3 separate regions of the Homo sapiens genome follow, and all the other regions are linked to region 2. Evidence: chromatin loops called from intact Hi-C (ENCODE). Cell type or tissue: PC-3. All regions are shown on one strand. Region 1 has its middle 35 kb from the start of PTGER2. Region 2 overlaps TXNDC16 (thioredoxin domain containing 16). Region 3 overlaps PTGER2 (prostaglandin E receptor 2).

Evidence for each region. Hi-C counts contacts between places; a loop is a spot of excess contacts. Peaks named below come from ENCODE experiments on the same cell type or tissue, not always from the same donor. Only the 100,000 strongest peaks of a DNase experiment are listed, where the experiment ranks them.
Region 1: a loop joins it to region 2, with 4 times the contacts of the local background. A loop is called at or near these places in 3 of 110 quality-filtered maps.
Region 3: a loop joins it to region 2, with 6 times the contacts of the local background. A loop is called at or near these places in 7 of 110 quality-filtered maps.

Annotation. Positions count from the first base shown.
Region 1 is chr14:52,345,094-52,353,093 of GRCh38, reverse strand. No RefSeq gene overlaps it. Among named protein-coding and RNA genes, the nearest start is that of PTGER2, 35 kb to the right of the region's middle. In PC-3, no CTCF peak of the experiment used is centred here; DNase peaks (open chromatin) are centred at 4,143 and 4,583; H3K4me3 peaks cover 1,673 bases; H3K27ac peaks cover 3,646 bases.
Region 2 is chr14:52,454,778-52,462,777 of GRCh38, reverse strand. It overlaps TXNDC16 (thioredoxin domain containing 16), which reads left to right. Exons shown (of 21, transcript NM_020784.3): 17 at 5,604-5,688; 18 at 7,316-7,454. Among named protein-coding and RNA genes, the nearest start is that of TXNDC16, 94 kb to the left of the region's middle. In PC-3, no CTCF peak of the experiment used is centred here; DNase peaks (open chromatin) are centred at 3,877, 4,687 and 6,917; H3K4me3 peaks cover 728 bases; H3K27ac peaks cover 2,936 bases.
Region 3 is chr14:52,324,970-52,332,969 of GRCh38, reverse strand. It overlaps PTGER2 (prostaglandin E receptor 2), which reads right to left. Exons shown (of 2, transcript NM_000956.4): 2 at 4,372-5,749. The coding sequence ends at 5,516. Among named protein-coding and RNA genes, the nearest start is that of PTGER2, 15 kb to the right of the region's middle. RefSeq lists enhancers at 7,438-7,587, 7,728-7,777, 7,798-7,847. In PC-3, no CTCF peak of the experiment used is centred here; DNase peaks (open chromatin) are centred at 4,519 and 5,229; H3K4me3 peaks cover 775 bases; H3K27ac peaks cover 2,635 bases.

The DNA of each region.
Region 1 (8,000 bases), 110 kb after region 2:
TACTCTACCTCTCTGCTCAAAAAATCCCAAATAGTAACCTCATTATATGTTATTATGATGATTTATAGGAATGATTTATAATGTGGATTACTCTTTTTCAAAAGGATCTGGAGGGACGGCTTTTTTTGTAGAAGTTTTTGAAAAGAGCCACTTAATAAATAATAAGCAATGTTTGTGTTTTTTGCAAGTGTAGCAGTGGGGTGCAAGGAGAAAAAGAAGAGGACCATTAGAAGATGGGGATGGCTGTTTGTGTGAAGTTCTCATCTCTTGTGTTTTCAAGTCCTGAACGACAGGGATTATGTCTGATGCATGTTTGGTTTCCTTGTGCAATGCTTTGAAGTGTCTCCCTTCCAGGAACACACAATTCAAGAGAAAAGTAAGATAAGTACACAAACAACTATAGTTCTAAACAAATGAGCAATTGCGTTATTTGAAACGTTTTAGAGGCTATTTTAGAAAGAAACGCAGCTGTAGTATTGTCAAGTACACAGAGTAAATTGAATTCACTGCCAAGTATTATTAAATTTTAGTTACTGATGATGGCACAAGTTTTTGTTGAAATGTTAGACTTGTTTTGACCTTCAAATTGTGTTAAAAAGTTTTAACCAGTTTAAATTTGGGTGTATCAACATTTTAGTTTTCTGATAATTAGTTGGTTTGGGGCACACCGCACAGGAAAAGGAAGAACAGAGAGGTTTTACTCAGAATCAGACCACTGTGGTTGTTTTTCTCCCAGGGTGATACGTCTTTAGGGGCATAAAAGGGTTAAGGGAAAAATCGTAAAAGCACCACAGTGCTTACAGTCCCTGAGTTGCTTCACTGAATATAAAACCAAGAAATCTCCTGTTAGCCAATCATTAATCTAGGTGTTGACAGCCCATTCAGTTTACTGACATTTATATAAAGCCCAGAGAGCTGAAGAAAATCAAATCAGGTTTTAAAGCACTGGAAAGAATGACATAGTTAAAATATAAATGTCTTTCTTAAAAGTTGATCATTACTGGAGGGGAAAATATCACATCCCTGAGAGATGAAATGTTTCAGGTCAGTAATTGTACTCTGTGGGTTGTACCTATCTGGAGCTGCATAGAAATGTACTGATGTGGCCCTGAGCATCTCATGGGCCCTCCAGGGCGGAGGATGATGTCCTCCTGGGCCAGACGGCATCAGAGGAGAAAATCCACCCTGGGGGAAGATAAATGTTTTGTAATAAGTGTGAGCAATTGGCTGAAGGGAACAATTACTTTTATCTTTGCTACTGAGCCTCTGGATTCTGCCAAGTATATTTATGCTCCTTGGCAAAGACTGGATTTTAATTTCTTGGCAAAACACACACAGACATCTCTCTTACAATATCTAGTAAAAGATTCTACTTTGTAAACACTCATTCTACAGGGTTTAGAAGCTAGTGTGGGGGATTAGATCACATGTGCCTCCTTAAATCTTCAGAGAGGAAAGAATTCTTCAGGAAGGGAAAACTTCAAGGCAGTTAAGCAGAGGAGGTCTGCCTGGTGAGTTATTTAGTCTGGCTCCTCTCCTTTTAAGTGCTCTCACTGATTCTGAGAGACAGGTTGAGTTCTTGATGCCGTTTAAAAAACGTAGCCATACCCTCCAGCTCACCCTTCGGCTCCTCATGAATTCTGTGCCATCTTGGGCTTATCTTTGTTTCTAGCTGGTGTGAATGTGACGATGTAATTTCAGCACTATGAAGTCACTGAGAACACTGGAGCTAGCGGTTACTGAGGTTATTAAGTGTCACTCAGGGCAGAATTCCCTATTAAATTGAGCCAAGGATACAGGCATAAGTGAGCTCCTGGCACAGGGCACTAAACAAAACTGACAGAAAGAAAACTTTGGGTTGCTGAAACCAATGGCCTTCTCTTGTGAGCAAATGCTCTGACATGGAAAAATGCTTTGCCTAGTGAGACAGATTGCCTCCTGCCTGTGGCCATGCTACTTAGGAGGAGCCGTATGATGCGATCCTAAGGTCCGTGATCAGTGATTCTGAACAGCAACTGTTTTGTTCAAAGGTTTGTGATCTGGGACCCCAAACAGCAACTGTTTTGTTCAAAGGGAGAGGTGTTATGTAGCAAAATCATCAAGTTGATTTTTTTCCTAAGTGCTATGCATCTAGTGCATGGTAACATGTGGCCTACCTACTCTCAGCTCCTGAGATTACAGACAGGCTCCTGAGGCAAATAGCCCTTAATTAAGGTTCTGGTACTATTAACAAGGATTTAAATGTTCATAGTTTAAGCCCCCTTTTTATAATGAACAAAATGATTCTTTACACCCAGCCATACTAATTCTACAACTTCTAATCCTGAGCAAGGATGGCGAATTTGTGACACATATGAGATAGCTCTCCTTGTTTGGTGCCCTGGCAGACATTCATTCACTCATCATGACATTCCAATAAGTCTTCAGAATTCATGTCAACAGAGCGCTCAGGCAGCTGTTGCCCAAAAGGCTTCTTACAGGAGTATAAGAGTGTGTCATGGCATCCAAGAGCAGAAATGCAGGAATGGCTTGCTACTGGAACTTTTCATTTTATTGGAACCTGTCATCACTGTTCCTCCTTGAGCTTTTAGGGTAGGCAAATAATGACCCCCCGTCCCCCACCACACATAAGGTGTCCTAATTCCTGGAACTTGTAAAATGCTACTTTATATAGCAAAAGGAACCTTGCAATTAAATTAAATATCTTGAGATGGAGAATTTATTTTGGATTATCCAGGTGAGCTCAGTGTAATCACAAGAGTCCTTAGAAGCGGGTAAGAAGGTCAGAGTCAGAGAAGATGTGACCAATGGAAGCAGAGTGGAGTGATGTAGCCATAAGCCAAGGAATTCAGGCAGCCTCAGATGGAAAAAGCAAGGAAATAGAATTTCTCCTATCGCCTCTGAAAGAATGCAAACGGCCAGCCAATTTTAGACTTCTGACTTCCAGCACTGTAAGATCACACATCTGTATGTCTTAAGCCATTAAGTTTGTGGTAATTTGTTACAGCAGCAACAGGAGATTATACAGCACTCATCTCCTTTGTTTCTCTTTACTGAATGGCTTTTTCTGCCCTTTAGTTCACAGAGCAAAACATGGCCTCCCCAGAATGCCCAAGCTTACACATGGCAGGGACTGTCACACACGTAGATTCTGACTCAGCTTTCTCGTCTCCATTTCCAAATACCAAAAAGAGAATGTGCCCAGGACAGCTTGGGTCAGGGGTTTTCCCCTTGGTTGGCCAGCCAAACCCAAGGTGCAAGGCCATACCACATCATGTTTCTTGTTTTGTGTGTGTGTGTGTGTGTGTGTGTGTGTACCCATAAATATTAATATCTTGGTTCTTGTCCTTCAGTATAAAGAATTGCTTTCTAGAGATTTATAGCTAATTGTCCATGTGCTGTTTACATTACTGTTCTTAGTGTGAGATTATATATTTTTCCAAAATCACAATGACCACACTTATTTCTTCATGTGCAAAAACACAGTTTTCTTGATTGGGGAGTTATTAGAATCCTAATATTTTACTTCCATTTTTTTTGTTTGTTTTTCTCATGCCATCTTTTAAGAGCAAAAGATAGGGCATGCATCTTGATTCTTGATTAGATAATGCAGTCCATAATCCATGTAATTATCTGGCGTTGGCACTATTCACAACAGCTGCTAACTAGATACGACCTGTATGCCAAATAAATAGGATAAATTTCCTGCCCACAAGGTTATATTCTAACAAAGGAGGCTGTGTTCTAGAAAATTTTGAATAATGAGATTTGGGAAAGGATTATACATTTTATCGTGTACTCTGCTTAAAAAATAAGTATGCTCTTCTTATGTCAGAACATGCTGTGAAAATAACAGTCACTAATCTTACCAAACAGAAATTCCATCTTAATGCCATATTTACTGACATACAATATTTACAAATTTGCAGTGATTCTTAGGAAAAGAATTCCCTGCTTTATCTCCTGTGATATGGTTCAAAAAACCCAAGAATACTAAGTTAGGCTTCTGCAAGTTAGCCCTGCATTAGAAAGAAGTGTTTATTAGTTAAAAAAGTACCATGTAAATTAAGCATTCCTGTGTGCTGAGCAAGCAGGCAACGTGGACTCATACTTAGAGATCTGAACTGTGGAACCATGGAACTTCTTAGCCAACTTTGTCAGTAAGTTGTCATTTCCGTGTGGCTGTTTAAATGTTTAACACAGAATCTGCAGCCCAGAAAATCAACAGCAGATCATTTGTTAAATGAGTGAGTGGTGGTAACATTTTCCTTTTGGTATTCTTCAGAAAACATGAACTGGTGTCAGGCAAGAGCCTCAAAAGCAAATGGGCTAGGGATCACTTTTTCCCAGTTGTGATTAGAATAGCAAACGTAGTCTAAAAAACATTGATCCAACCTATAATATTATGGCTTATATTTTAGGTTTAAAATATACCTAAACCATTATTTAAGTTTAGGTTTATTTTAAACTTTATAATTTTATTTATTTAAATAAATAAATTTAAGCCAATAAGCACGTAACATGAACCCATGGACTATAAAAAATATTGGATGAATCAGAAGTGGGTAACAGTTTTTGTTCTGAATTTTGTTGCTTGGCAGCAACAGAAAGCAGCCTTAGTCGATTGCAGCGCGCACTGTCCTGAGCAAATGTCCAAGTCTCTGGGCCCTGCCCTATCCAGAGATCCCTGACTAGGGAGTGTCACCAAAGTTGTCATTATGAGGTCTCTTCAAATAAACCCAACTTGGCAACTTTCAATGCAGGAAATATCTGCCATTCTCTCTCTTTTTCTCTCTCTCACACATAAACGTTTAGTCAATTTCCTCACCGTAGCAAAATTTACACATTTATATACTTCATCTTTGCAGACTTGTGTCTTATTTCTCCACATTAATAGACTATTAGTTTTTTAATTCTAAAAAATTTCAGACTCACAGAAAGCATGGAAAGTATACAATAAAGGCATAGGTGCCCGCTATTCAGAATTAACAAATATCAACAATGTGTTTTATTTGCTTCAGTTTTTTTTTCTTTCTTTTTTTTTTTCTTAAAATAGATGGGGTCTTGCTCTGTCACCCAGGCTAGAGTGCAGTGACGTGATCACAGCTCACTGCAGCCTCAGCCTCCTGGGCTCAAGTGATCCTCCCACCTTGGCCTCCCAAAGTGCTGGGATTCCAGATGTTTGTTTGTTTGTTTGTTTTACTTTGTTTTTAATAAATGAAAATAAGGGACAACTCCTCTTCTGTGCCACCCTTACTCTATTCCTGTCCCTCCGTCCCCAGAGACAGCTGTCATCAGGAAGTTACTGGGTATCTGTCCTTCTGAGTTTTTGTACCTTTACTACAGATGTCTGTATTCATAAAAATATTTGCTTCAGTTTATGTGTTTTTAAACTTTACACAAATGTCTGTTTATTCTATAAGTGAGCTGAAACTTAACTTTTTAAACTCAACATTGTTTTTGAGTGTATATGTAATGTATATGTAGCACATTTTATTTATGCATTCATCAGTTAATGAACATTTGGGTTGTTTCCACCTTTCTTATCCATAAGAAAATATTTAGATCTAGTTTACCCATTCATTTTTAACTGATGTGTGATTCTTGTCTAATAGGGTGCAAAATATGTTTTCATTTGCATTTTCTTAATTACTAATGAGGTTGAACACATTCTCATATTTGTTTTTTCTTGGACATTTAGGTTCTTTCTTCTATAAATTGTCTGATCTTATCCTTGGCTCGTTTTTTCATTGTGTTGTTTGTATTTTCTTAGAGAGCTATAGACGTTCACTTTATAATCTTGTATGCTTTTTTGGCTACATGGGTGGCAGTGGTCTTTAAGAAGTTGTGGTTTATCTTTTTTACATCATTTATGGTGTCTTTTAATGTGTAGGAGTATTACATTTTGACGTATGCAGTTTATCACCTGTGCTTTTTTATTGTGTTAAAATATGTATAGCATAAAATTTACCATTGGTGATATTTAGCGGTGCAACCATCATCACTCAAACTTCTCATCACTCAAAAAGGGAACCCATATCCATTAAGCAGTTACTCCCCATTTTCCTCCCACCTCTGATCCTGGAAGCCACTAAGCTGTTAGCGCTATAAATTTGCTGACTCATGATATTTCGTATAAATGGATCCATACACTATATGGTCATTTTTGCCTGGCTTCTTTCGTTTAGTATAATGTTTTCAAGGTTCATCCATATTGTAGTGTGTATCAGTACTTCATTCCTTTTTATGGCTGAATAATATTGAGGTGTATGTGTATGTATATAATATGCATAATATGTATATATAGATAATATTTACACATAATATATTATGCATATATGTAATATATATGTAGCACATTTTATTTATCCGTTCATCAGTTAATGAACATTTCAGTTGTTTCCACCTTTCATAGTAGTCTGATAAACGTTGGTTAAAAAGTATCTGTTTGAGTCCCTGTTCAATTCTGGGGGGTATGGAATTGCTGGGTCATGTGGTAATTCTGTGTTTAGTTTTTAGAGAAACACCCAAAATGTCTTCTATAGCAGCTACACTATTTTGCATTTCTATCAGCAATTTATGAAAGTTCCAATATCTCCACAACTTTGCCAACACTAATTTTCCATTTAAAAAAGTGTTAACACAATTGCAGTGAATGTGAAGTGGTATCTCATTATGGTTTTGATTTACACTTCCCTAATGGCTTATGGTATTGATCATCTTCTCATGTACCTGTTAGCCATTTGTATATCTTCTTTAGGGAAACGTCTGTTCAAGTCCTTGCTATTTTTAAATGAGTTGTTCATTTTTCCATTGATGAGTTTTAAGTGCCCTTTATATATTCTGGATACTAGACCCTTATCAAATATATAATTTGCAAATATTTCTTCCATTCTATAGGTTGTCATTTTACTTTCTTGATAGTGTCCTCTCATGCACAAAAGTTTTTAATTTCTATGAAGTCCAACTTATCTATTTTTTCTTTTGGTGCTTGTACTTTTGATGTCGTATCTAAGAAACCACTGGCAAATCCAAGGTCATGAAGATTTACCCGTATTTTATTCCTAAGATTTTTTATGGTTTTAGCTCTTAGATTTAGGACTCTGATCTATTTTAATTTTTATATAACTGGACTTTCTTATAGATTTATAGACATTCTTTCTGTATTTTCAATATTAATGGTTTGGTTTTGGCTACATGGATGGCAAACATCTTTTAGAGTTTCTGGCTTGTCTTTTTATTTTATGCATGGTGTCTTTTATTGTGGAATAGTATTACATTTTTATGTATACAATTTATCATTTGTGCTTTGGGGGTCTTTATAGGAAATTTTTCTCTACTTAAGGTCATAAAATTATTTGCCAGTATTTTAATATTTTCCTCACCTTTATGTCTACACAATTTATCTGGAACTGATTTATATATACGATGAGTTAGGGAGCTAATTCTTTTTTCCTACATGGACAACTAATGGTCTCAACAGTGTTTATTGGCTTTCCCTCCTAATTTGTAAAACTACCTGTGTCATATACCAAGTTCCCATATATGATAGCCCTTTTCTGGGTTCTCGTTACTTATGCCTCTTCCAATACAACCTGATTTTAATTACGGGAGATTTATCATAAATCTTAGTATCTAGTATGGCAAGGACCCTCTCCTGGTTCTTCTTCAAAATTGTCTTCATGTGGCAGACAGAGTAATGACCCTCTTTCAAAGAGGTCCCATCCTAATCCCTAGAACCTTTCTTTTTTGCATGGCAAAAAGGACTTTTCAGATATAATTAAGTTAAAGATCTTGAGATAGAGAAATAATCCTGGATTATCCAGGCAGACCCAATGTAATCAGAAGGGTCTTTATGAGAAAAAGGGAGAAGTGTCAGAATCAGAGAAGAAGATATGATGATGGAATCAGAGGTCAGAGTGACGTGGCCATCAGCCAAGGAATGCAAGCAGCCTCTAAAAGCTGGAAAAGACTCCAGCTTTGTTCTTTTTGCTTAGGAT
Region 2 (8,000 bases):
AAAATGCTACACTTTAGAAGTACATTTAAAAATGAGGACTCTCTAATTAGGCTTATTCAGGGATGCCTATTGGTGTGCAGAAGCTTCTGAAAAGATTTCAGTATTTTTATTGCCTGTTTTAAAAGACCCTTTATAACAGGTAGCCAGGGCCAGGAACAGTGGCTTATATTTCCACATGCCTATAATCCCAGCATTTTGGGAGGCCGAGGCAGGCAGATCACTTGAGGTCAGGAGTTTTTAACACCAGCCAGGCTGGGCAACATGGTGAAACCCTGTCTCTACTAAAAATACAAAAATTAGCCAGGCATGGTGGCATGTGCCTGTAATTCCAGCTATTTGGGAGGCTGAGGCATAAGAATTGCTTCAACCCAGGAGGCGGAGATTGCAATGAGCCAAGATTGTGCCACTGCACTCAGTCTGGATGATGGAGTGAGAGTCTGTCTAATCCCAGCTACTCAGGAAGCTGAGGTGGGGGGAATGTTTGAGGCTAAGAGTTCAAGACCAGCCTAGGCTACACAGGAAGACTGTGTCTCTAAAAAAAAATATAAACAAAAATATAAAGAACTTGCTGACTATAGGTTTAAAAAAATAAAAGAGAAACCATTTAAAAGCCAGCAAATGAAAATTTTGTATAAAAGCCATAAAATCTGCTTCTGTCTGGATGTCTCTATGTCTATATGTGTTATGTATGTGTGATATTTGGTAAATCTAGTTTCAAAGTTGTTAACAAAGTAAAATAAAAATGGCTTCAAGAGTGTAACTTAAATATAATTCAGATATTTTTGCCTGGATCTACTGGTCAGACAGGTTTATGCTGTCTTTACATGTTTTAAGGTCATAAAACTGCTAATTTTCTATAATATTTTTGGCACTTGCTTGATTTGTCTGTGGGCTAAAGCTGGCTGTTGAGCTTCCCTAGAGCTTTGCACACATCTTACTATAAGCTGGTCTTTGGTTTTGAGCTTCAAGATTCTGGGGTCTGGACAGGTGGCCATGGTAAGGCCTGGAGGCATGTCGTCAATGCTTAGGCCACCTGCTGCAGGGCCCCTTGTTCCTCCTTGCTTGGCCCAGATTTGCCTCATGGCCATGCTGGGAGTGGTCAGATCCACCAGACATCCTCTTCACAGCTCTGTCTTCTGTCCTGACATCTGGTATGTAAATTTAGGACCCAAAAGAGCCCTGCCTTTTATAGGCATCAGGTGCCACATGGGTACTCAGGACTAAGGACAACTGAGAAAGACATTAAGGAGGGTACCTGTGTCATAATTTATTTTCCAATAATTAAAAATCTTTAAGTCATGTTAAATAATAATAAAATGTCTGAGTCATTCCTAAATAAGTTAAAATACTAAAATTAATTATCAAACATATGTTTGTTTATGTACTTTGACATCTTATTTTTACATGATATAAAAAAGCTAAATATATTTAGATTTGTTAATAAAATTAAAATATCTAAAAATTATAAATGATTTTCATCTACAAATATTGATATAAAACAGTTCAAAATTAATTTCTAGGTTTTTACTAGAAATTTGGGTTACTAAGAGTCAAAATTATAGCTAACATAATATAATTAAAACTACTAAATGTAAGAGAATTCTAAATAAAGAGTCTATTAAAAAAGCAAGATATATTTTTGGTGAGGAAAGTTATAAAGGCATAAAAATGTGAGAAAAAAAGAAGTTATTTAAAGATTGTTTCAAATTAAAAGAACTAAAAGATATAGATAAAACTAAATAAATTGTAGAAAGTTAGAAAACTTCAAAATTGTTATGAGATTACAAAGTTTATTTTAAAATCTTGTGTGATTAAAAGCTGACTGAAATGAGATTTGTATATAAGTTTTTATTAAAATCAGCTTTAGAATTGATAATACACTAATAAAAGAATACAAATTTAGTTTTCTCTTTTGCACATAAATTTCATGTAATACTAATAAGACACAATAAAACACTTTCATTCACGTTTTGAATAAACTCTCAAAAAAGGGAGAAAGAAGAGACATATTCTATAGACATATTCTGAGTCCTTTTTTAATCAACAAATAAAGGTCTTTGCTTTTTAAAACCTCTTAATTATCACTTTGGCTAAATAAATGATTTATTTTACAGTGACCTGTGATCTATTTTGATAAGTGTTTTAAACTTTTGACATATTTAATAGGCTTCCCAAAATCAAGTTCAAAATTAAGTCTTTTTGACCTCAAAGTAACTTTCAAATGTTACAGAGGGCCCCTGCAACATCCAAAAGAGAGATAATGAACAGGTTAATTTATTATGGAAAATTACATGAAAAACATTGTCAGAAGATAATGTTCAACCTTCTTTGACTTTCATACGATTTTTGAAATACTTTTTTTCTAGTTCTGTGAAAAATATCATTGGTAGTTTGATAGGAATAGCATTGAATCTATAGATTGCTTTGGGCAGTATGGCCATTTTAATGATATTGTTTTTTCCCATTCATGAGCTTGGGATGTTTTTCTATTTGTTTGTGTTTTCTCTGATTTCTTTGAACAGTGTTTTATAATTCTCCTTGCAGAGATCTAATTTTTGCATTTTTAGTAGAGATGGGGTTTAGCCGTGTTACCCAGGCTGGTCTCAAACTCCTGAGCTCACGTTATCCTCCCACCTCGGCCTCCCAAAGTGCTGAGATTACAGGAGTGAGCCACTGTGCCCAGCCTGGATGCTCTTTTTTTCTTTCTCTTGCCTGATTTCTCCAGCTAGGACTTCCAAGACTGCATTGGGTAAGAGTGGTGAAAGAGGGTGTCCTTGTCTTGTGCCAGTTTTCAAGGGGATTACTTCCAACGTTTGCCCATTCAGTATGATGTTGACTGTGGGTTTGTCATAGATGGCTCTTATTGAGGTGTGTTTCTTCAGTACCTAGTATATTGAGAGTTTTTAACATGAAGGGGTATTTTATTGAAGGCCTTTTCTACATCTACTGAGATAATCATGTGATTTTTGTCTTTAGTTCTGTTTATGAGATAAATCACATTTATTGATTTGCATATGTTGAACTAACCTTGCATCCCAGGGATGAAGCCTACTTGATTGTGGTAGATTAGCTTTTTGATGTGCTACTGGATTTAGTTTGCATACTTTGTTGAGGATTTTCAATGTTGATCAGGAATACTGGCCTGAAATTTTCTTCTTTTGTTGTGTCTCTGCCAGGTTATGGTATCAGGATGATGCTGGCTTCATAGAATGAGCTGGGGAGGAGTCCCGCCTCCTTAATTTTTGGGAATAGTTTCAATAGGAATGGTATCAGCTCTTCTTTGTATGTCTGGTAGAATTTGGCTGTGAATCCATCAGGTCCTGGGCTTTTTTTGGTTGGTAGGCTATTTATTACTGATTCAAGTTCAGAACTTGTTACTGGTCTGTTCAGGGAATCAATTTCTTCCTGGTTCAGTCTTGGTAGTGTGTATGTGTCCAGGAGTTTATCCATCTCTTTCAGGTTTTCTAGTTTGTATAATATAGGGGTTAGGAGTGCTTTTAGTTACTGGGGTTTTCTTGCTTCTCAGCTCTCCCTGCTGACAGAGCTAAAAAACAGATGTATGTATGTGTGTGTGTCTATAAAAATAATTATTCAATAAGATGTGATAGTAGAAAAAATAATATTGCTAAATAAATATGTTTATTTTATGCAATTAAAATATATTTATAGTAGCTGAAAAGCTTTTTGTGCATATTTTTATTCAGATAATTGAGTACTTTCTTGTATTTGAGGTTGCCATATATTTTGGCATATATACAGTTTTTACCAAGGAGGAGAATATGCCTGGTTTTGAATGTTCAGAGGAAAATATGTATTCTAGTTTAGTGGAAATGGATATGCATCTGAGATCTACAGTCATATATTTTCCCATCCTGTGAGTCACTTAGGATTTACAAACACATGGATTTACGAAGAGACTTTTTAAGAGACATATTCATAAGTAGAGAGTCTTTTGTATGAGGAAATTATATGGAAATAATGGTGTACTTTTCTATTGCTACTTACCTAAAATGAAAAGAAGCTGAAACAGATTCTGTTATGTCATTGCTTTAGATATAGTTTATCCATTGACTGGAATTTCACTCTGTTCACTCTTAGAAATGAAAGTACAGACACACAGTCCTTTCTAGTTTATAATCTCATGTGTCTTTTCTACTTTGATGTAGCATGGGCTAAAAAAATATTTTAATAAATTTTCTCTCTGTCTCTCGTCTCTCTTTTTATTTTTTTTGAGACAGAGTCTCGCTCTGTGGCCCAGGCTGGCATGATCTCAGCTCAGTGCAATCTCCTTCTCCCAAATTCAAGCGATTCTCATGCCTCAGCCTCCTGAGTAGCTGGGACTACAGGCACATGCCACCATGCCCAGCTAATTTTTGTATTTTAGTAGAGATGGGGTTTCACCATGTTGGCCAGGCTAATCTCAAACTCCTGTCCTCAAGTGATCCACCCACCTCGCCTCCCAAAGTGCTGGGATTACAGGCGTGAGCTACCGCACCTGGCCAGTTGTCTCATTAAATCTGTGATTGTAAATGAGCTCCCCATGCTGCCTACTGAGCTACTCTAGTAAGTTTGCTTTCCTACAGACAGTATTGCTCAATCTTAGGGAAAGTATGTACCCTTTTTAAAGAAAATAATCTTGTGGTTACCCAATGTTGACAATGTTGAATGCTTACATCATGAATGTAGTGCTGACTGCTGAGGTACAGATCTTTGGGTTCAGCATGCCTAGCCTAGTAGGTACTATGTGACTCATTCTTCCATGAGTGTTTTTCTGTTTGACTGCTGTGAATCTTTCATGTATGAATTGAATTATCATTTGGCCTTCACTTGGCAAGAATTTGACCTATAAGTCCACCTCTGTGCTTTTCTCATTAGTCTACAATGATTTAATTCAGACTTGCTTCTTGGTTATAGGATAGTCATTATTAACAAGATCCACAGTATGCTATTATTAATGAAAATGTATTCAGAAATTTGTAGAAATAGCTTGTATTTTGAATATGTGTATCCTAACAAATGAGAAAAGACAATACAAATTAATCAAAGTTCAAAACTAATGAAAACACATTAGAGAAAATGTAGGAATTGTTTTTTAAAAGACACAGAATCCCTTCTACTTGCACAACCCTAACACAGACACTGTTAGAGGGCTAGAATTTTCAGTCTGCTATTTTTTATGCATATAGATACTTTCAGATTTTATGGTTATAATGTGCATATCATTTCACATACCTACTTCTCTTTTCAGGCTACACATAAGACAGCTGTCTCCATTTACTCTGCCATAGGAGTAAATTAAAAGGCAAAAAGTATTTATTCAGTAATTATGATTAGAGTGCTATAAAGCTTATGAATTACATTTAGAGTACATTTGTTTTGGAAGCCATGTTGCATTATATCAATTGACATTTCTTTAGTAATCCCATGTCATAAAGAGAATACAGATTTATTTTGGAACCACTAAATTATATAAGACATCTGCACTTAAATATTTTTGTAATTAATTAATAATGAAATACTACCACCTATAAATCTCTTCATCAGTTGAATAGCATACATAATTATAAAGGTTTCAGATTTTTGTCTTCTCTATGTATTTATAGCAAAAGAAGATTTTAGTGAAGCAGGAAACTACCTAAAAGGATATGTTATCACTGGAATTTATTCTGAAGAAGATGTTTTGCTACTGTAAGTTTATTGCTCTTTTAATTTTAGGGAGGGAGAAATTATGCAAAATAATGTTATCTAATAATTGCTTATATTTACACAGCTGATGGAGGAAAATAAGGTAGCAATCTAAAGAAATTTTTTTTATTTCCTTCTAGGAAATAAAGTACCTGGGAAATACTTTAGATTCTTTAGCTATTCTTTTATTTTAGACCAAAGACCCCATGGGGCAGTCTTGGATTCGTACTTCACCATCCTCCTATAAAAATTTTCCTCTTTGGGTTCTATTACCTACAATGTGGTTCTTTGGAGTTATCATAGTTTGGGATAAATTTTTCTTTTTGAGCATCTGAGGTTTTATTTACCCCCTGGGTGGGTGAGTGGGTACGTGTGTGTATAAAAATCAGTGCTTTTTTAGCTTCTTAAATTACCTTATCTGTAGAAGGTGGGACTTCTATGGACTACCAAAATATTTTAGTTGCTATAGAATGAAGGACTGAACTGCAAATTTGGAGATTATTATTAATACATATCACATTCTCTATGGCCCATTTTCAGGTATAGGTGTACTTACTAAGCCCCAGTAGTTTGTCTTTCTTAGCTTCTGACTATAAATTCCTAATTGTGATTTCTAAGCTTAAATCTTTCATCTTGAACACTGGTGACATATGCTCTTGGTGATCAGGCTTTTGTTCTATTTGTGAAATCACTGATTTTCATAAAGTATATATTAAAGAAGGAAATATGAGGACTGTCCATCTGACAATGGGTAATCACCCATGATCTTCTACTCTGCTGTCATTGTGCGTCTAGCTGTGGTCCAAAGAGCTAGACCAGTAGTTTTCAGAGTGTGTTTTGTTTATAACCAACTGGTCAACTAAGAGGTTCCTTTAAGTGACCTGAAAACTGGCCTCTCAACTAATGCTTATGTTGTTATAATGTCTATACTTTGTTCTGGCATGAATTAAGTTATTATACATGACTACTTCACTAGTAATTTTACACAAAGCTTTCTTCTATTTAGATAATTTTCTTTTAGGTTTAGTTAGCGAAAGGGATTGTGGGAGGGTGGATTTGGGCTCTTGTTTCAGTGGAGAGAGTACAGACTATGTCAGGAACAGACTGTGTCAGGGACACCTCATTTGAAGTCTGTGTCTGCCATTTATCACTCTCTCAGTCCTATTTCTTAATCTGCAAAATGAGGTCATAATGGCCACTTTCATTCTGAAAGTTAAATAAAAACATAATTGAAATACCTAGTATAGTGCCTGGCAGATAGTAGGTTTCTCATAAATGCCCATTTTCTTACTCAGCATTGTGGTGAGCAAGTCCAGAAAGGTCGAGAACCATTCACTGTGTTCCAAATCTGATTTATTTTCTTGTTGAGTAAGTTGTATAGAAAAAAATATGGCTAGATTACTGCCTTGTTGCTTTTTAAAAATCTAGTTTGTTATAGATCATTACCTGTTTCTTTCTTTTAATGTAGGTTGTCATAGAAGATAAGTTTGCCTGGAAATGGAGTTCATTTTTTTCCTTAGCAGTAGGAATTCCCATTTGCTGCCTCACACTGTGACCTCCTAGCCTAGATTTTCATGTTTTTGACATGCTAGATTTTGATCGTGAATTTTAATACTGCCTTTCTCCATAGGTCAACCAAATATGCTGCAAGTCTTCCAGCCCTGCTGCTTGCCAGACACACAGAAGGCAAAATAGAGAGCATCCCACTAGCTAGCACACATGCACAAGACATAGTTCAAATAATAACAGATGCACTACTGGAAATGTTTGTGAGTATGTTTTATAATAAGGGTGATACTTGAAATAAAATCTAGATCAGTCAAAGGTAGTATATGTTCATACACATTTTTCCATTTTTTGCTGGTACAGGGCAGGGTGATTTGTGAGCTGAGGATTTACTGGATTGTTCTGTTTTATTGTTCAGTCATTATGCATACAGCATTTTGAGTCCACTGCTAAAAGTTTACATCTTGCTGAGACTAGTGTGGCCGAAGTTCAGTTCACGTGCTTAATCCAGGGTGAAACTTGTTATAAAGCATGTCCATTCTGGAAGGTCAGCCTGCCCAGCTTCAAATCATTGGTTGATTTCTTACTGACATAGGTTAACTTCTCTGTTCTTCGGTTTCTGCATGCATAAAATGTAGCTCATAGTAGCATCTGCTGCAGACAGTTATTGTGAGGACTGAATGAGACATGATTTGATAGTGCTTTGTGTATATTATTTAGTCCATGGTAAGCATCCAACAAATGTTAGTTACTATTCTTATTACTTATATGGGTTTTTTTGTTTTGTTTTTGAGATGGGTCTCACTCTG
Region 3 (8,000 bases), 130 kb after region 2:
TCTCAGCACTTTGGGAGGCCGAGGCAGGTGGATCACGAGGTCAGGAGATTGAGACCATCCTGGCTAACACGGTGAAACCCCGTCTCTACTAAAAAGCAAAAAATTAGCCGAGTGTGGCGGCGGGTGCCTGTAGTCCCAGCTACTCGGGAGGCTGAGGCAGGAGAATGGCGTGAACCCGGGAGGCAGAGCTTGCAGTGAGCTGAGATCGGGCCACTGCACTCCAGCCTGGGCGACAGAGCGAGACTGTGGCTCAAAAAACAAAACAAAACAAACAAACACAAAAAACACACACAGAAGAAATTTGTAGAAGACAGGAATCTGACTCTTCACCTTCCTTAGTTTTCCAGACTGGCATGTCATGGAAAGATGTGAACATCTGAAAGTGTTTCCTCTTGGAGTGGGTGTCCAGCTCCCTCATCACCATAATAGGTAGTCAAGAGAATAAAGTCTCTAGTTTACAATTAGGCTTGCTCTTCTTTTATCGGAACGCCTACTCACACCAGAAAAATTTATTTTTACAGGTCAGAGAGTAGTACACCACAACATGCAGCCCACAGTGTTTTGGTTATCATACCTTTCATCCTGCGGGGAACATGAGGACATTTATTTTTAAAAACATAAAAAGTTAACATTGGGTTTTCAAAACTCTAGGGCTTTTTGGCTTGTTCTCTGAACACTTCACAATGTGGACACACTGAGAAGCTCTGTAAGAGCTGAAAAAGTCTCCACTATGTCTTCAAAGGTTTGCTTGTGCTGCTGTTGAATTGTTAAACATTTTATTTATCATGATCTATCAGGCACACTCTTAGGACTGAGATGAGTATTGCCAATTAACTCTAGTAAAAATGTTGTTTGATAACTAAAAGCAGTGAGTTCCACTTCAAGAGAACTGTTCTCTGGGGTAGGGCACTGGCATCTAGTTGCACATAATCTCAGGGGCAAAATTATTAACCCAAAAGACCAGGTTCAACTGACAAGCCCAAAGCTCCCTATCCCTAGTGTACACAGCCAATCCAAAAGCAAGAGATAAGAGACAAGAGAGAAATGATGGCTGTGTGGTTTCAGGGCGGCAAGATCAGCACCATAATCATAAGGGTATCTTATGAGGATGTCCCTAGTGACCAACTCACTTCACCCCTGCACACCCAGTTTTCCTCTATGTAAACTGGAATGCTGTTGCTTCTTCCATCTGTTGGAGGTTTTAAAGACAGGACCTGGTTTCTAGATAGCTTTGTAATCCCAGGTTGCATTAATAGAAACATAATATCCAGATTAAGCCAGGAACTGATCTATCAGCATTCAGTATTGGTAAGACTGGTTTAGAATTACTGGTGTTTGGTTCTGGCCCACTGTTTTTAGATGGGCACTGATAACTTGGATAAGATCTGGAGGAGGGCACCAAAATGGTGAGGTGTCATATGCCCTGTTGTCTTTCTGTCTCTCTTGTTCCTTTTTTTTTTTTTTTTCTGAGACGGAGTCTCGCTCTGTCACCCAGGCTGGAGTGCAGTGGCGTGATCTCGGCTCACCGCAAGCTCCGCCTCCCAGGTTCACGCCATTCTCCTTCCTCAGCCTCCCGAGTAGCTGGGACTACAGGCGCCCACCACCACACCCGGCTAATTTTTTGTATTTTTAGTAGAGACGGGGTTTCACTGTGTTAGCCAGGATGGTCTCGATCTCCTGGCCTCGTGATCCACCCGCCTCGGCCTCCCAAAGTGCTGGGATTACAGGCGTGAGCCACCGCGCCCGGCCTCCTCTCTCTTTTATACTTACTCATTCCTCTACATTCTCCCATGTGTACCAATCTTCATTGCATTCTATGAAACGCAAATTTGTCCCATTTGTGTATTATCATTTTTCTTGACAGTTACTCAGAGTTAATTAATATATAGCATCACCCCTAGCACCCACCACCGCCATTGAGAATCAGAAATAAGAGCCAGATGTGTGTAAAGAGGTCAGAGGGGCCACTAAATGGGTATCTAAGATGATACTAATCCCTAACCTTATTAGGATTTATCATGTGCCGTGAAATACATGGATCACAGAATTAAACCACTAAAATTGACCTTAAATAATACATACATTTCATAAGAAATAAAAATATATCATTCAAGAGAATATACTTAATTTCTTTTTGTATAGTAACACAAAAGCTGCCAGGAAAAAAAAAGTAATTTTCTGAAATAAGTAATGCCTAATACATGGCCTTGGCCCATGTATAAATTAAAATGTAGCTTTTGTGAATTGCTAAAATAATACTTCTTTCCATAGTGTGTATTTTAGGTCATCAAAACGACTTGTAAATTTAAAAATCAATTATAGTGCTGTTAGGTGATTGAGAGGAAAGCCAGTGGAGTGAGTGTTTGATGAAGGCAGAAGAGAGGCATCAAATATTCAGGTTGTAACAGAGCAAGTAAGAGCAGGCATTGCAAGTCGACATGAATGAAATACTCATTTATAGAGAGGAATGCATCTCTCTCTATAACTGTCTCAAGTAGTGGCTCTTCCCAAGTTCCAAAAACCATTAGATTTGGCTTAAGCTAAGTGAAATAAACAAAACTCTGCCTAAGTGAGAGCTAATTGTCTCCCCTTGCCTTTCAAAGTCATCAAATTCTAAAGTGGAATGTGTTGTTATTTCTTGGTTCAGATCAGAGCTGACCTGCCATTAGCATTAGGACAATCCCTCTCTCAAAGTGCACTGATGCTGAGGAGACAGAGATGCCAAAGTGTAACTGAGTTACATGAGCGTGTAGTGATGTGAATCAGTTTTGCCCTCCCTCCTCAGGGTTCGAGACCTCTGCAAGCATCATGATTTGGAGTTGGAGTGGTTTCTAGAGTTTCGGTCTTGCTCTGGGTTGTCATGGGTCCAACCCACTTTGTGATGCAGGTCTTCTAGAGTCATCTTATACCTTCTAAACAAACTCAGATCCCGATCAGATTTTTGGAGATTCAAGGCCACAATTTAGCACCAGAATTTTTCAGTTCTTTCTTGGAAAAGATGACCAGGGCCACACTGAACCATTTAGGAACAATTCAGCTCAGAGCAGAGAGCTTGGTCCATCTCATATCGAAACACCTAAACTTAGGGCTGGCATGCTGCAGGGAATCCCGACTATGGTTTCTTTCTCCCTTTTCATTCTGACTACTAGGGGCAAAGAATAAAGTCTAGATCTTCTTTTATCACAATTCAGTCTTTAATATATCAGGCTAAGTAAATTCTGTTCTTTTATTTAACTTGATGATGAAACAGTAACTTAAACAGGTATGTCTGATGTGACAGGATTTTTAGAAAGGGAATATTTACATATCTAATTTTAGTAATTTTTTTCTAAGCTACCTTTAAATTGCCATTAATAGGAGGTAATGACTATTACAGAGTATTTTTACTTTCAACTCCTTCTACATATATATTGGTATAAATGAAATACCAGGATTTAGTCGTTCAGCACAGTACATGGAACAGGAGTACATGAGGAAACAGAGTTCTAGAAATATACCAGTGCTTAAATAAGTGGCTTAAATTCTTATACTTTGGGCTCCAGAGCAAATCATTTTGTTCCTGCTAGTGATATTATGTCCAATTTTGTGTTTTTGTTTTCAGTTCTCAGGCATTATTCTGGGATTTTAGGGGGGCAGTAAGGTGGGGTGAAAAATTGTAGTTGACATTTTCATCTGGAGAAAAACAAGTCATCTGATAAAAGTAATTAATCTTCTAGTTCAAAGCAACTTCAGAATTTTATGTTTAGGAATTACCCATGGGCCTAATTAGTCCCATTTAGAATAATTTCTTAACTTTAGAATGCCTGGTGGACAGGGAAGATTTATTTACATGTCTAGATTTTAGTTAAGTTAAATTTTGCCTGGCTTGTTTAAATTTGTAGAAAAGCAAACCACTTATTTATTCTTCTTAAGAGCTGATTTGACGTAGATTGTTTGTATCAAAATACACTGATGCCTAGATTGGTTTGAAATCATTCTAAGTGATCAGCTAGTTTGATAACTGCTTAAAGGAAATAGCTTTGGATAAACAACTCAATGAGACTTTGGAGAAAACAAGCATCTCTTTTTTTTTTTTAAGGAGTGGCTATCCAATAATATCACTATGAAAAAAATAAGATGATTCTACTATTTTAAAGATCATACTGGAAGGGTAAAAACTGGAGGAAAAAAATATCTTCTAATACCAAGTATTATAATGAATATTTTAAACTCTAATTTGCAACCTCACTTTAAAACCTGGCAACCACACTTTACGAATCTGCCAAATTAAATATAATTTTTCCACTTTGAACTCATTTAAAAGATACTATGTTTATATTAATCACAAAATGTTATTTGAGGGAGTTCATAAAATACTACTCCATTTTCAAATTTTTGTTTTATAGTTTATTTTTGTAACATTTCAGATGAGTTTACACAGTAACTATGATTAAACAGTGCAAATTCACTGAAATATTTTGATGCTGAGTTTACATTTACATGCCAAACATTTAGAAATATATTAAGATATGACTCACTGCTACATGGTTTCCCATATAAGATGAGTCAAACCATGTTCCCTAAATAAAATATAGACAGATGAATTTTGGTACAACACAGTCATCTTATAAAATCTATTTTACTCATGGCCCCAATATCAACTTTAAAAGGGTTCCAGTATATCTGAAGAATGAACCAGATTTTTCAGTTTTTAAGCCTAATATTTGGCTTCATACATGGCCACGTACATCCTCCCCCAGAAATAGGATAAATAAAGAGTATTAATGAGAATTAACTGCCTTGAGACATTTCTATTATTTCTTGTTGAGAGAACCATTCCTAAAGTCTTCTTGATCACTATTAGCATATGGACATTATAAAATAAATAACCTGACAACTTGACCTGCAGTTCCTGGAGGATGAGTAAACAAAACTGATGTTAACCCACTGAGTCCACTCTTGTAAGAGTAATACTGTAGTGATGAGAGTACTCCCACATACACAAACATCACAGTAAAAGGTGCCTATGATTTTCAACTTCATTGTTCAAATAAAGGGTTCGCTAAGTGATCACAAGACAGCAGGCTTGGTTGCTTCCACATATTGACTTCCTAGAGATTACATATGAAGTTTAATCTGGTCTGGCTGTACACTATATGTGTATAACGGTAGTAGCAAGATTAAAATAGAAAGTACAGTCACTGTTTGGGGTTTCAAACAAATTACAAAACCACATACTTTGTCATTCAACAGGAAAGCTTAAATCAATAGGCAGCTGGATCTTCAATGCAGCCGATTGTTCCTCCAAAGGCCAAGTACCATGCTCACTGAGGGTAGGTTTTGTAGCTCCTTCTGACACTTTACATGAAGTGCCTTGTCAGCACATCTGTAGCCTTGACCACAGCTTAAATGTTTGTATACTCCTTTTTATTAGGGCAGCTTCATTTTGTTTACACACTGTTTTCATTTCTCCAAGGAACAATTTCAAAATGATCTTCCAGATGCTATATAACTAAGAACTTTTAAACTACTGACCTCAAAGGTCAGCCTGTTTACTGGCATCTGACTGTGTAGAACAGGAAGTTTGTGTTGCATCTTGTGTTCTTAATGAAATCCGACAACAGAGGACTGAACGCATTAGTCTCAGAACAGGAGGCCTAAGGATGGCAAAGACCCAAGGGTCAATTATTGAATTAATTGATAAAAACCTAAGAGCTTGGAGGTCCCATTTTTCCTTTCGGGAAGAGGTTTCATTCATATATGCAAAAATCTGTAAGAAGCAAAGGGGAAAAATGATGTTAGTTTTACATCGTAGCAGTAGACAGGCTTAGACCCTATGTTATGTCTTGAGATTTAAAAGCAAAACCATGTTTTGTCTGTGGTAGTGGTGGGGAACGAAAGGTGGGGGTTGGGAATCTTACCTTTCTTCCTTATGTAAACTGTAACATAATGAATGTATTTTTTCCCCTTGAACTCAATGAAAGCATGTTTTCTGTGGAATGCAATTAACATTAACACCATGCACAATGTCTTGGTGTCATTGGGAGTGGAGAGAAATAAACTTTTCTTGTCATCTAGAATAGAATCTTTTAACAATATAAATAATAATGATAATATTAGTAGCTCCAGTGTATCAATAACCTAATATATGTGTCATGAATTGTTCTGGGTACTAACCCCGCTTTATCTCTACTCCTTATAGAAACTCTGAAACTTAGAGATTGTCTCTTTTTAACAGATAGGGAAGTGAACTTCAGGAAAACTAATAACATGTTACATTTACTTCCAAATACTAAATCTAATGATCACAATTCAGCGAGACAGGGTCTGCAATGGAACACCCTGAGTGGGAGTATGAGTTCTGGCCATTGGACTGGGTTTGAATCCTACCTCTGTATATAGTTTGAGATCAATGGCAAGATATTAATAATGAACCTTTGTGCCTCAGTTTTGACATCTTTAAAATGGGTGATAATAATAACATACCCACTTCATAGAGTTGCTGAAAGGATGATAGGAAGTGATATGTGTAAGCTACTTAGATCAGTGCTCACATCCTAAGTGCTCCACAGTGTTCATTGTTATTATATCCATTTTACAAATGCAGACACTGGGGTATAGAAAATTAGATAATTTGCTCAAGTACCCAGAGCTGGTTAGTGGCCAAATCAGGATGCAAATTCCAACTCTCCTGATGCCAGTGCAGTGCTCACTGTGTGCTACGTGCAGGCCTGTATTAGAGCAAAGGCCTCAGAACAATGTCCTGAACACTGGAAAGCTGACACATCTTTACATATGGACCAAACTGCTCTACCAGCCCTCAAACGATTTCTTAGTTATTTAGGGAGCAACATAAATGTTTGGGCAGGTTGGAAGGAATGGAATAATGCATCTTGATAAAGATCACACTTCTACAAAATTCACAGAAAAGAGGAAAACAAAGGTAGATCACACCTAGTCATTTAAAACCAGTGCTTTATAAGGCTCCAGGGTCTTTCTTACCAATGGCTTTAGACACCTAGCCCCTCTTTTCTTCACTCGCCTTCTGCAGAAGAAGGAGCAGCTTGTTTCCCTTCTCTGAGTACTTACTCTGCAGGCATCTGGCAACTGGATATACAAAGCAAATTGCAGAGAGCGCAAAGGGTAGTCATCTTCAGTTTGCTTATGTTGGGACAAGAGCAGGAAGGTTTGGCAGCCATAGGTGTTTATGCCGGAGAATCTTGGCATAGGGAATGGAGAAAAGATTTGGCAGATGAGTAAGGAAAAAGAAGAATTGATGGTGGGTTTCCCAGAGAGTAGAGGAAAGCTAGGTGAGGAGGTGCAATGGAGCAATAGCTTTCTTGTCAGTTAAACTATTTTGGATGAAAACTACACAGGCTGGTGTGTTAAAAGAGTGATTTGGAGGTAAGAAATTCAGGATAATGATGCACATAGGTCTACAGATTAAAACACATATTAGTGATTACATATGCACACACACGTGTGCACATGATGCATAACTGAGCACTCCTGTAGAAAGGGCCTGCAGCTGAGTTGATGATCTAGTTTAACCAGAGAACATATTCACACTGAATTGGCCAGCCAAGAAGTGCAGAAAAGGCATAGCCTCTGGTGTTGCAGCTTCACACATTAAGATGAGTCAGGTTTTCAGGGGAGAATAACCCACATCAGAGTTCCTGAATGTCTTTAGAGCGTGACAGAATAATGAGAAGTGAAAATTGGTTGTAGAGGATGAAGCAATTCTGTACTGTTTCCTTTCCTTTATCATCTACTATGCTGGGTAATTTTGAGAATTGCTTAAAATTTGCACTTTGGAGGTGACCAATATTTTGTAGAAGACGGCTTTTTTTTTGAGATGGAGTCTCACTCTGTCGCCCAGGATAGAGTGCAGTGGCGTGATCTCCACTCACTGCAACCTCTGCCTCCTGCGTTCAAGTGATTCTCCTGCTGCAGCCTCCTGAGTAGCTGGGATTACAGGCACCCGCCACCACGCCTGGCTAATTTTTGTATTTTTAGTAGAG